2 separate regions of the Homo sapiens genome follow, and region 1 is linked to region 2. The links are chromatin loops, found by intact Hi-C in ENCODE. Cell type or tissue: gastrocnemius medialis. All regions are shown on one strand. Links, peaks and the distances in the headings refer to the core of each region. The heading gives the core; the rest is flanking DNA.

Region 1 (5,000 bases), core at 1-5,000, 130 kb after region 2:
AGTCTTTTCATAGCCTTTCAGATTATTATGGACAGTTTTCTTTGATACAACAGTGAAATTCAACAAGTGATTGTTCCTTAAAAATGGAATGTGGAATCTGAAACATATCAATGAACTTCATATAATCTATTACAGTAAACTCAATTATTTGTCTCATACTTGGTATAGTTTTTAAAAAAATCTATATATGATTTTATGACAAAATAGTCTAGCTCACTTAGTAAAGCAGATCTTCCAAATGTTTACGTATTATTTTTGATAACAAAAAATTACTTTTGTTAATGTCACCACGAGTCTCATCAAGAAAGGTATTGAGAAGCTGTCAAGTTTATAGTGGCAGATGTAGGCTTTTCAAAATTCTAATTTCTACTTGAAAGTTTGAATTTTATCATTGTCAGAAATTCCTGTCAGTTGTTTTTTCTGGTGACAAGCTTATTTCATTCAATTTCAAAAAACATTTGCCAAATACCCCTGCTGAAATAATCATAGTTTGTCTGCCCATTGTTCTTTCAAAAAAAAAATGTTCTATGAAAGAAATGACTAGTACCACTTGTACCTTGAACAATAATACTTGGAGACAACTACCGCACCTCAACATATTTCAAAAGTGCTTTATGTGTACTTCCCATTTCCTTGCACTATTAAAAGGATGTGGCTAGGCACGGTGGCTCATGCCTCTAATCCCAACACTTTGGGAGGCCAAGGCAGGAGAATCGCTTGAGCCTGGGAGTTCAAGACAAGTCTGGGCATAGCAAGACATATCAAGACCTTGTCTCTACAAAAAAAGAAAAAATTAGCCAGGCGTGGTGGCATGCACCTGTATGTAGTCCCAGAAACTTAGGAGACTGAGGTAGGAGGATCACTTGAGCCCACGGGGTCAAGGCTGCAGTGAGCCACGATCATGCCAATGAACTCCAGCTTGGATGACAGAGTGAGACCCTATCTCAAAAAAATAAAAAGTAAAAATAAATAAATAAAATAACGTCATTTACACTCCCAAGACTTAATAACATGCTTTTGCTGTTGCTTGCTTTGTTTTTCACTGGAAGTACATGGGAGTGAAGAAATATTACTACCAGTAGAGCTTGGTGCCACTGCCTTCAACCCCTAGTAATAGATTCCAGCAGTTTTACTTACCATTACTTTTGCACATCTGTGTGACTGTCCCATAGTGAAAAAGGCAAATAATATGATAGAGTTGTTATTAAAATAGTTTTAACCTCAAGAATCTCATGAAAGTGTCTTCATTTTGAGAACCGTTGTCCTAAAAGGAAGGGCATATATTAAGGTTGTTGAGACAAATCTCTGAGGTTGAATAACACAGTTGTTCCTCAGGGTTAAAGGAGATCACTTAGCACAGTGCCTGACACAACTGTCAACTCAACAGATGTTAGCTATGATTACTAATATTTATATTATCATTTCTTTTTCAGATCAAGAAGCAATGATATGAGTAAATCAGAATATCAGCTGTGTGTTGGAATTTATCCTACCTAAATCCAAATTTTAGTTCTGCAATTCTTCTGTGAGTATAAGTTACATGCAGATATGTTTTTCCTGCTATTTTAAGTGAGACTGAGATTTTTGTCCCTCACATGTCAATTTTGTAAATCCTTGGGTAATCAGTCATGAGAGACATTTCTCAGTCATTAGTTAGTGGGGACAACTGAGAGAAGGTATTTGACTGGGTCCCAGGATCGCCCAGTCCCTTATCTTCTTCCTGCCATATCATGTTTGGGAAGCAGGTATTTCCAAAGGGTTATGCAAAGCTCATAGGGACATCTAGCTGATGTAAATGATGGAAATAGGTAAGTGTAAGTCAAGGAGACCAGTCACATTGTGCCTGCATATTTTACTCTTATGAATATTTTTTACTGCCTCCAAGAAATATGTTCTCTCTCATTTTCCTTGAAATTACAAGAGGCTTGCTTGCTATGTTATTCTTTTTACCATCTTTGACCTGAGTACAAAAAAAAAAAAAACAACAACCGGTTCTTAACAACAAAATGATGCAAGCTTGATAATAAGTAACAGCTTACATTTAATCTCGGTGTTAGAAAAATAGAGAGTGATAGTGATGGAGTTGAAATGAAGAGTTTGTGCCTTGTTTATAGAGAGAAGCTCCCTCTGACTGCCACACAGAGGCGCAGACATACAGTGTGGCCACATCTTTCTATTTTCAAGCTCAGGGTGGAAATCCAGATATTTATGTGAAATTTTCCAATTTATAAATGTTGCCCCAAACTGGGTAGGCCACATAAAACATGTTGGCAGGGTTTGAAAGCTGCCACATTTTTGATTTCTCCAAATATATAACTTAATTTCCCTCCATGATCTCACTGACCATTATCCTCTGCACTTAACTCTGTCACCTCTCCTATCTTGGGGCAAAGAGGGTGGGAACAGTGGATGGAGAGGCGCCTTTATCTCCCTCTAGTGGTGAAAATATGCCAAAACAACTAGCTGAATGTTCATTCATCCTGTTTATTGAAAACTCATCTATGCGAAACTCATCCTTTGTCTGATTAAAATTAGCAAAACAGACTCTGGCTGTTATGTGTGAGATGTGAACTGAAAGGAAATTTTACTACCAGTGCAGATTAGACTCTGGGGTAAAAGAAGCCAGAAAGAGGGAGCAGGGATATCAGCCCAAGTAGGAATTTAGAAGATTCAAGAGTTTCAGACCTCATCACCAGGAAAAGAGAAGAATCTAAAAACTTGTACTCTAACAGAAGGCAGGGCCATCAATACATACTGCAGCTGGAAGGCATACACTAAGTTTTATGGGCAAAGTTGAGTATAGTGTGAATGATCAACGTATCCACTAGCTAGAGCAGTGTCTAGTAAGTACTGCTAATTTGATCCCTGTTTTAAGTATTTAATAGTACCTTAGCTCTTATTAATTAATGGAGAGCATCTCATATTCTTTGTTTAGAAGCTCCACTTGGGGAAAATGTTTTCAGGGTGGAGAATGGAATACATTTTGCAAATAAACAGAATTTCAAATAGGTTAGTAATACAGAGCTAATAAATGATACTGAGAAAGATAAAAAATAGATATCATAATAGTTGTTGACAAAAGAGTCAAACTCTGAAAAATATTTGAAAAGATAAATTTTGAGCCAAATATGAGTGGGCAATGGTCAGTGACACAGCCCTGTCTCCTGAGAACATGTGCCCAAAGTAGTCAGGCTTCAGCTTAGTTTTATACATTTTAGGGAGACAAAAGACATCAATCAATACATGTAAGATGTACACTGGTTGGGTCAGGAAAGGTGGCACAACTCAAAGCGGGGGTGGGGAGCTTCAAGGTCATAGGTAGATTCAAACAATTTCTAATTGGCAATTGGTTGGAAGACTTAAGTTATTGTCTAAAGACCTGGAATCAACAGAAGGGAATGTCTGGGCTAAGATAAGGGGTTTTGGAGACCAAGGTTCTTATTATGCAGATGAAGTCTCCAAGTAACAGGCTTCAGAGAGATTAGATTGTAAATGTTTCTTATTAGACTTAAAAAGGTGCCAGACTCTTAGTCGATTCTCTCCTGGATCAGGAAAAAGACCTGGAAAGGGAAGGGGATTCTCTACAGAATGCAGATTTTCCCCACAAGCAATAGCTTTGCAGGGCTATTTCAAAATATGTCAAAGAAATATAATTTAGAGTAAAATACTTTGATATCTTTCAGGGCCTGCTGTCTGTCAGGTGATGCTATACTAGATCAGGCTGGAATTTGGTGACCTATTGCTACAAAAAGTCTTAAGATCTCTGTTTTAATGTTAATGCTGCTCAGTTGTGCCTGAATTCCAAAGGGAGGATGTCTGACCCCCCACTTCCTCTCACGGCCTGAACTAGTTTTCCAGGTTAACTGGAATGCTCTTGGCTGAGAGGAGGGGTCCATTCCGATGGTTGGGGGGCTTAGAATTTTATTTTCAGTTTACACAGCTTTGCTTCATTTGGATGCCCATGGTGTCTTAGAACACTGTCCCCAAGTATTATATGCCTGTAGCTCAAATGTCAACTTTCAAGGATGGTTCCCTCTCTTGTATACTCATTTCTTTGCCTTCTGCCCTCCTTGGTACACTCAGATAATTTAAAGAACTGAAATACAATTGCTTTTAAAAGCTCAATACTTCATTATACTTTTGTTTTGAAAACAGTTTTTGAGTTGAGAGTATGTCAGCAAAAGCAACCAAAAGAATGTGGATGTTGTTACAAGGTCAGCTTTTCAGCAGCCGTAGGCAGCCATTACTGGCATTCTGTCAAACAATCACCACTGGCAGCGGGGCCATTCATAGGCAATGAGTCAGCAGCTCTGACAGCACTAAATACGGTCACCGGTTAATGCGCAAGATAACAGGCTCACATGCTCCTTCAGAAAGGGCTGGTGAGAGGAAGTATTTTATTTTTCAAGTTTATTTAGAAGAAGATCAGAATAGGTTGTTAAAACCCAGATGTTAAATGAGTGTGTGTGTGTGTGTGTGTGTGTCTGTGTGTGTCTGTGTGTATGTGTACGTGTTAGAATCTAGAATGAAATATATATGGATTTCTTGTGTAAGGAAAAACATGTTCAAACTGAGAGCTGAAATATCAGAAGCTAGGCATTTCAAATGAGATACTGTTGTACAAAGAAGTGCCTGCCTTATACCTGGGCTGTACAGTCCAGTAGTCATTGGCTACATGTGGCTATTGAGCAGTTGAAATGCGGCTAGCCCAAATCAAGATGTGTTGGAAGTGTAAAATCTACACAGGATTTCAAGCATACAGTACAAAAAAGGAATAAAAGACCTCATTAATAACTTTTTATATTAGTTACATGTTGAAATGATAATAGTTTTGATATATTGGACTAAGTAAAATATATTTAGATTAATTTCACCTGTTTCTTTTTCCTTTTTTAATGTGGCTACTAGAAAATTTATAATTACATATGTGGCTTGCATCCTGTTTCTATTGGATAGTACTATTTTAAAGGAAGATATTTGCTATCATCTCCTTCCAGTCA
Region 2 (6,688 bases), core at 721-5,720:
CAAGTAAATAATGTGAGTCATGTCAAAAGAAAAATATATTGCAATATATCTCTGATTTGGAGCAGATGAGTACAAATCACATACCAACTAAAATAAATATTTATTAGTTTTGGAAAAATTCAGATTTAAGTGATTTCAAATTTGCAAGCTTTTCTGTATATCAAGAATTAATCAACAAGGAAATTATTTGTATTTCTTGGTGTTATTTATCCAACTCTTCTATCTAGCAAGCAAAACACTCCCAGGGAAATGGCATTTATAAACTAAATTTATTTATTTATTTAAATTCTAGTTGGGAAGAGCTGGGATTCCTCTAATTACTCCCTATAGATTTGATCTGTGAATCTTCTGGATCTAGTCATCAGGATGTGTCTGGGTGCAGGATGCAAAGAAAGCAGTGCTGATGACATCCAGCCTGTCGTCCTGCTTGGTCCCTGTGACCTATCCTCACCTAGTTCCTGGTTGTGGATGATGTGGAACAGACATCTGGGGAGAGGAGCATGGACTGGGAACTTGAGCATGGGAGGGAGATGGGTATATGTCAAGAAAGCTAAATGGCTGTTGGCAAAGGGAGGGAATCTGGATGCTTAAATTTCTCTTGACGAGCCATTGTAAGGAATAGGAAACCCTTTTAGAATTCCCAGTGGTGGAATTATCCAGGCCCATGGGAGTGACCACAGGAGTGGCCCACATAAGGGTTCCCACATAGGCATGCCCATGTAAGGGTTCTTTGGGTACTTCAGCCTCAGGGTGAGCAGCCCATACTCATCTCTCCCCTTGCCGGCTCTGGGATTCCCTTCCTTGGTGAATGCCACCATCCTCCCGCTGCCTATTCTCCCTCCAGGGAGATTTACTTTCTGGGTTCTATCAATGACCTAGTCCTATGGACTGTATATCTCCTAAACATCACTGTAATCCCACCATTTCCATGAACCTTTATTGCCACCACCCAATTTCGTTACCCAATGCTATCACGCTTACTGTTTGGCTGAGTCAGTTCTTTTTTCATTCTTTCTGTACTCCCTTTCTACTCACTGCAGCCAGAGTGTGATTTCTAAACCGTAATTTGACATATCACTTGTATGCTGCTTAAAATTGTATGCTGCTTGGAGAATGGCGTGAAGCCGGGAGGCGGAGCTTGCAGTGAGCCAAGATTGCGCCACTGCACTCCAACCTGGGCAACAGAGCGAGACTCCGTCTCAAAAAAAAAAAAAAAAAAAAAATATATATATATATATATAGTATGCTGCTTAAAGTCCTTTAATAACTTCCCATTAATTTGAAATCTAAACAAGGATTGAAGTTTTTTTTCTTTCTTTTCTTTTTTCATCTAGCCCCTGTGTACTTCTCATCTACATCTCATCTACTATACCTTGGCGTCAACATTACTTCCTCAAGGATATCTTTCTGGGCTGGATCAGAAACCCTGTCTCCGGGTTTTATACCCCTTGCATGCACCACCTTAGAGCTCTGTCCTTCCCCATCACAGCATGTAGTGGGCACTCTTGTGTAGACCAACAGTTTGTCTGTTTCCCATTCTGCGTTGCATGTGGCACAGGACAAGGCTGTGTCTATTGTGATAACTGTTCACACCCCTAGTGCCCCTCACACTGCCTTACACATCCTTACACATAGGAACTTGGTAAATGTCTTTTGACTAAATGAGAGAATGACAAAGAAATGACTCAACAGTGAAACAGGGTTTTCTAAGGATGCATTTGCTTTCTAAAATGCAATAAGGCATAGTCATGAAGAATCACAGAGACACTGGTTTGAATCCTAGGTATACTGTCAGTCTAATTAACTTCTCTGAATCTTCATGTTAGAAAAGTGGAACTGAAAATAGCATCTACTTTCGGATGATTACTATGACAGCTGAATAAAATAATGCCTGTAAAACACTTGGAATAGGGCATGTCATGTAGGAGACAATAGTTGTTTATTATTATAATCAAATACCTAGAAATTATATGAAAGTTATTAAACATAAATATGCTGCATTTATGTGCTTACATATTGAAGGTCCTAATATAAGGAACGTAAAAGAAAAATATTTCATGAAAAATAAAATAATTCTGGCTAACTGTGAGAATAGATAATTAAAAATGATTTAAGTAAAACTAGTTTTCATAATTATATGCAAACACTATGGTAGATTGTGAGGACTCAATACAAACAATATAGATGTGGTTCCTGCCTATGGGAGCTAACAGTCTGGTGGGAATACAGACATGACTCACACAATCACACAAACGGGTGATCAGAAATAGTGACATACTGTGACATATAGCATGCTAGGTATAAAATGGGATTACGATATGGTCTTGATTGGGCCAGAACAAGATAAGGTTGCAGGAGCACCATAACTACAATAAGGATTTGGCTCTTTATGCTGAGTATGAAGACATGGGTTTTAAGTAGGACAGCAACATGATCAGGAATGCAGCTTAAAAATGTCATTTCTGACTTTAAGGGAAGAAAGGAGCGGAGACGGACAGGCACACAGTGGGAAGTAGTTGGAGCATATTGTTTTAGTTCCAGTAAGGGATGGTGGTATTTTTGTCTACAAGGTGGTACTATGCAGAAAAAACTGCAGTCACGCACATTGTACCCCTTATTTTCCAGTGGTGGCATAGTGGAAAGAATTCAGATTTTGCAGCCACAGAGATTAAGGTTTCATTCCTGGCTCTGGAAATAACTGCAAAACTGGGCAAATTTTATTAATAAAAATAAAATGTAATAATATTTTGTTTATACATTGTATTATTCCTTTTTTAAAATGAGGAAACGAATGCCATCCAGAGGCAGTTATAGTGAGATTAAAAGAGAACGTGTATTTACATAATAGATGATCAAGAAATGAGCTATTTGTGATAAAATAACTAAATACACTCTGATCTAAAGCCATACTATTCTACTACTAATTTATAAGATCTGTGAGTCCAAAACTAAATTTTAGCCAAGTATCCCAATTTCAATAAATTAATCAACCCATAATCTTGATGACGTATTATGTGGGTGAAGTAAAAGAATCACAAAGTGCATTGCAGCCACAAAAGCAGACACTTAGTTTTGTTGTCATAAATTTTGAGTTAGTGGAGTTTAAGTTGATTTTACCATATCGGGTCATTAGAAACCTGGTGAGGAGGCTATCTTTCACAAAGGTTTCATGGAAACTTTATTTCATTGGCGACTACCTTGGGAGGTGTAAGCATAGTGCAGAAGGTGCAGGAACCGGGGCAGTGGCTGGGGTCCCCTACTGACTGTCCCTATGACCTTGGGCAAGTCACTTAACTTCCTTAGGTTTCAGTTTCCTCGCCTGTAAAATGAGGACAATACTATTTTCTCTACTACATTGTTGTTTTGGGGGGGTCAAATGAGATACTTCACATAAAGCACTCCACATAGTGCTTATAATAAGCATTGTATAATAAGCATTCAGTATACATTAGTTATTGAGAAATTTAAGTAACATAAGCCTTTTGTTTATTTAAATAGTGACACTGAGAAATGCTAAGTTGAGATTCATTAAGAAGTTATTAAGAAGTTTGTTTTAAAAGTCTGACAGTTGTATAAATATGTTGCTTACTGCTGTGCTAGTTAAATCATTTTAGATGACATTTAGGTTGTGTAATAATGACTATGAACCACTAGATGGCACTGCGCGCATTTTACTAAATAGCTATCAAACCAGTCGTCCATTAATAGAGCACCTGCTACTAGGCACAGGAGATAGGAGGAATTCCCTCATCTATACAGTTGCATATATTTTACATTAATATACTAGGAAAGGCAACGGTTTGCATAACGAAATTCCTTAGTTAACAATAACCACATCGAGAATAGACAAAATGCATTCTTAACCTAATATTTAGTTCTTCATGGAATCTTAAAAGTAACGATAATAGTGTTGATTTCAGGCATTAATTATTAAGACCTAAGATTTGTCTTTACATACATAAATGGAAATAGACAAAGCTTCAATGGTTTTCTATAAATCCAGGCAATCTCAGGTAGAAAAGGGCTAGGTTCGGGTGTTGGGGGGAGAGTTGCAGATGGGTAAAGGAGAGTTTGTTTATCTCAAGAGATATTTTTAATGTGTTTTCTGACATCTTGCACTATTTTAATGGGAGATGGAGTCCTTCATTCACAGAGATGACTTAAATCCAAGCATCCGTAGGAAAAGTGCTAAAATGACAAACCTAGTTATATCTAGATAGAGATGGCTGATGTCATAAACTTTATTAGAAATAGTAGAATCATATAAGTTAGATAAAATATGGGGGAGAAAAATATCAAAAAGACAACTTCAAGATTTAGTCTATTTTATGATTTATCCAGGGCCAGCCTTTCTTGAATCCCTGAGGCTGGGTCCAAGTTTCTGAATCTAAGCATGATGTTCTTTTTCTAAAGCATTTGATGATCTCAAAATTCTCAAACCCAGACTCTACCACCTCCTGAGTCCAAAATATAAAAGAGTGGAAAAGGGTTTTGACAAAACTCTCCAGGTGATTCTGACAACCACTGATTATAAACTTTTAGAAGGTTTTCAAAGGGCTTGCAGCTGAGAAAGGTCAGTAGACAATTATAGTGACTTAGCTTTAGTCATTATGGAATAGTGATCCTTAACTGTGGCTTCACAATGGAATCACCTGCAAGGATGTAAAATGGATTCCTGGTGATACTGGTGGTCCAACATCACACTTGTAGTAACAAAACACAGGCTATTTAGAAATGCTGCATCTCTTAGGCTCCCACACAGACCTAGAAAATCGTAATCTGCATTTTAACAACATATCTAGGCAGTTTGTATTCACATTTAAGTATAAGAAGCGCTTCTTGAAGTCAGTAGTTCTCAGTCCTTTGGCATCAAGACAGCCTGAAATGTCTTCGTAGGTTGTGAGGTGTATTGCAAGAAGCTGATTACCATAAATTAATTTATGCAGTTTAACAGTGATTTGTATAAGGATATATATACATATTATTTTAGAAGGGTTTGAGGCTTAATCCCTAAGAAGGTCACTCATTGCATTATGATGTGCTTTAATTAGGAGAACAGGAAATTGTAGTTATGCTGGAAATTGGATATAATCTGTTGATCTGCTATTGGGAATACATATATCTTCTTGTGCGTAGACAGTGTTGTGTGTGGTTTTGTGTGTGTGTGTGTATATCCATGCGCATGCTCCCTCAATCTCCACCCTGCCCTCCGTGCTTAAAGTGAGGGTGACTGGTGTCTGAGGTTTCTGTTATGACTTGTTTTCCCCTCTTTGAGATATGCAGATATATGCAGGAATCCCCATAGCAACAAAGATAAATAGTTTCTCCTGAAAATGCATTCAGTTCTCCCCTCCCTAGATGTAAATTTCCTGACCTTCAGTGCAATATTCCCGGCATGAATTTCCATTGCAATTACACTCTTCAGAGTACAAGAACAAAGTTCAGGTAGTATTTCTGATTAGTTTACACACCGGGTTTGAAGTGCCATATTATGTTCTTTCATATAGCAGATTCTTAAAATACATTTGCTAGCTTGTAGAAAAGTTAATTATGGAGACTCATTCTTTTAGTTATCAAACAAAGTTCCAATGTCCTTAGAATGAACAGATGAACACGCATATAAGCATTGTCTTGTTCCTACGACAACTCTCAAATGGAAAGTTTCATTCAGTATTCTAAGCACCAAGTAGACTTTAAGAAAAAATTGCTTTTAAGGAGCTCACATGTGGGCCAGGCTTCACAGAACTGGGGTGTGAGGAGGTAGGGAGAGGAACTTAGCCCCTTGAGAATGTCAGGAGTGACACTAGGTTCCTGAGACTCATTACCCTAAGCTGCTCACTGGCTGCATTTTGTAGTCTTCCATCTTAGTCTTATAACTTCTCTCATACAATAAGTGTTTATTCAGTCCTTATTGTGTTGCAGTGCTGTTCTGGTTTCTAGAATTGGAGTGTACAAAATAGGTCCCTAATCACACAGAACTTACATGTGTGTCGGAGAGGGAGGAGATAGAGATATTAAATAAGTGCATTGAGCATGCAATAATAATCTATTTTCTCTCCTTTTAGATTTCAAAATATTCAATTGGCATATAAAAATTGTATATATTCAGAGGTATACAATGGGATTTGACATTTATATATACATACTATTTATATTCTCTTATAGAGAAACATGAACTGAGACACTGGGATTCAAGTGTTTCTTCATTTGTACAATGGGAATAATAATATCCTTTCTGATAGAGTTCTGAGGAACAGTGAAAATGTACATGGGAAAAGAGTAAAATATAAAGTACTATATAAATTTTAGGCATTATTCTTATTTTTGAGAGCAAACAGAGAGGCATTAAAATTTACTCTCATATTCAGGTAGAATTATAAAAATTTTCCACTCACAAAAATTCTTTCAATTCTTTGCCTCACTCTGTCTGGTATAAATATATTTGTCCCTTAATATGAGCTTTCTTCTATAACTTGAGGTTTGTTTTCCCTTTAGTGGATGAAATGATGTTATAAATCCATGAGAGACTGTATCACAGTGATTACGAGTTTAGTTCAATTTCAAATCAAATATTTCAGGGGCCGGTGTGGTGGCTCACGCCTATAATCCTGGCACTTTGGGAGGCTGAGGAGGGCGGATCATGAGGTCAGGAGATTGAGACCATCCTGGCTAACACGGTGAAACCCTG

The links. A loop is a pair of places that touch in the nucleus more often than their neighbours do. Peaks named below come from ENCODE experiments on the same cell type or tissue, not always from the same donor. Only the 100,000 strongest peaks of a DNase experiment are listed, where the experiment ranks them.
Region 1: a loop joins it to region 2, with 9 times the contacts of the local background. A loop is called at or near these places in 76 of 110 quality-filtered maps.

Annotation. Positions count from the first base shown.
Region 1 is chr18:34,659,118-34,664,117 of GRCh38, reverse strand. It overlaps a transcript of DTNA not described here. Among named protein-coding and RNA genes, the nearest start is that of DTNA, 49 kb to the left of the region's middle. RefSeq lists enhancers at 3,718-4,221, 4,222-4,725. In gastrocnemius medialis, for the core only: a CTCF peak has its summit at 2,443 (motif pointing left); a DNase peak (open chromatin) is centred at 4,297; H3K4me3 peaks cover 844 bases; H3K27ac peaks cover 3,796 bases.
Region 2 is chr18:34,785,103-34,791,790 of GRCh38, reverse strand. The region is part of intron 3 of DTNA (dystrobrevin alpha); the gene reads right to left. Among named protein-coding and RNA genes, the nearest start is that of DTNA-AS1, 21 kb to the right of the region's middle. In gastrocnemius medialis, for the core only: a CTCF peak has its summit at 3,653 (motif pointing right); no DNase peak of the experiment used is centred there; H3K27ac peaks cover 1,161 bases.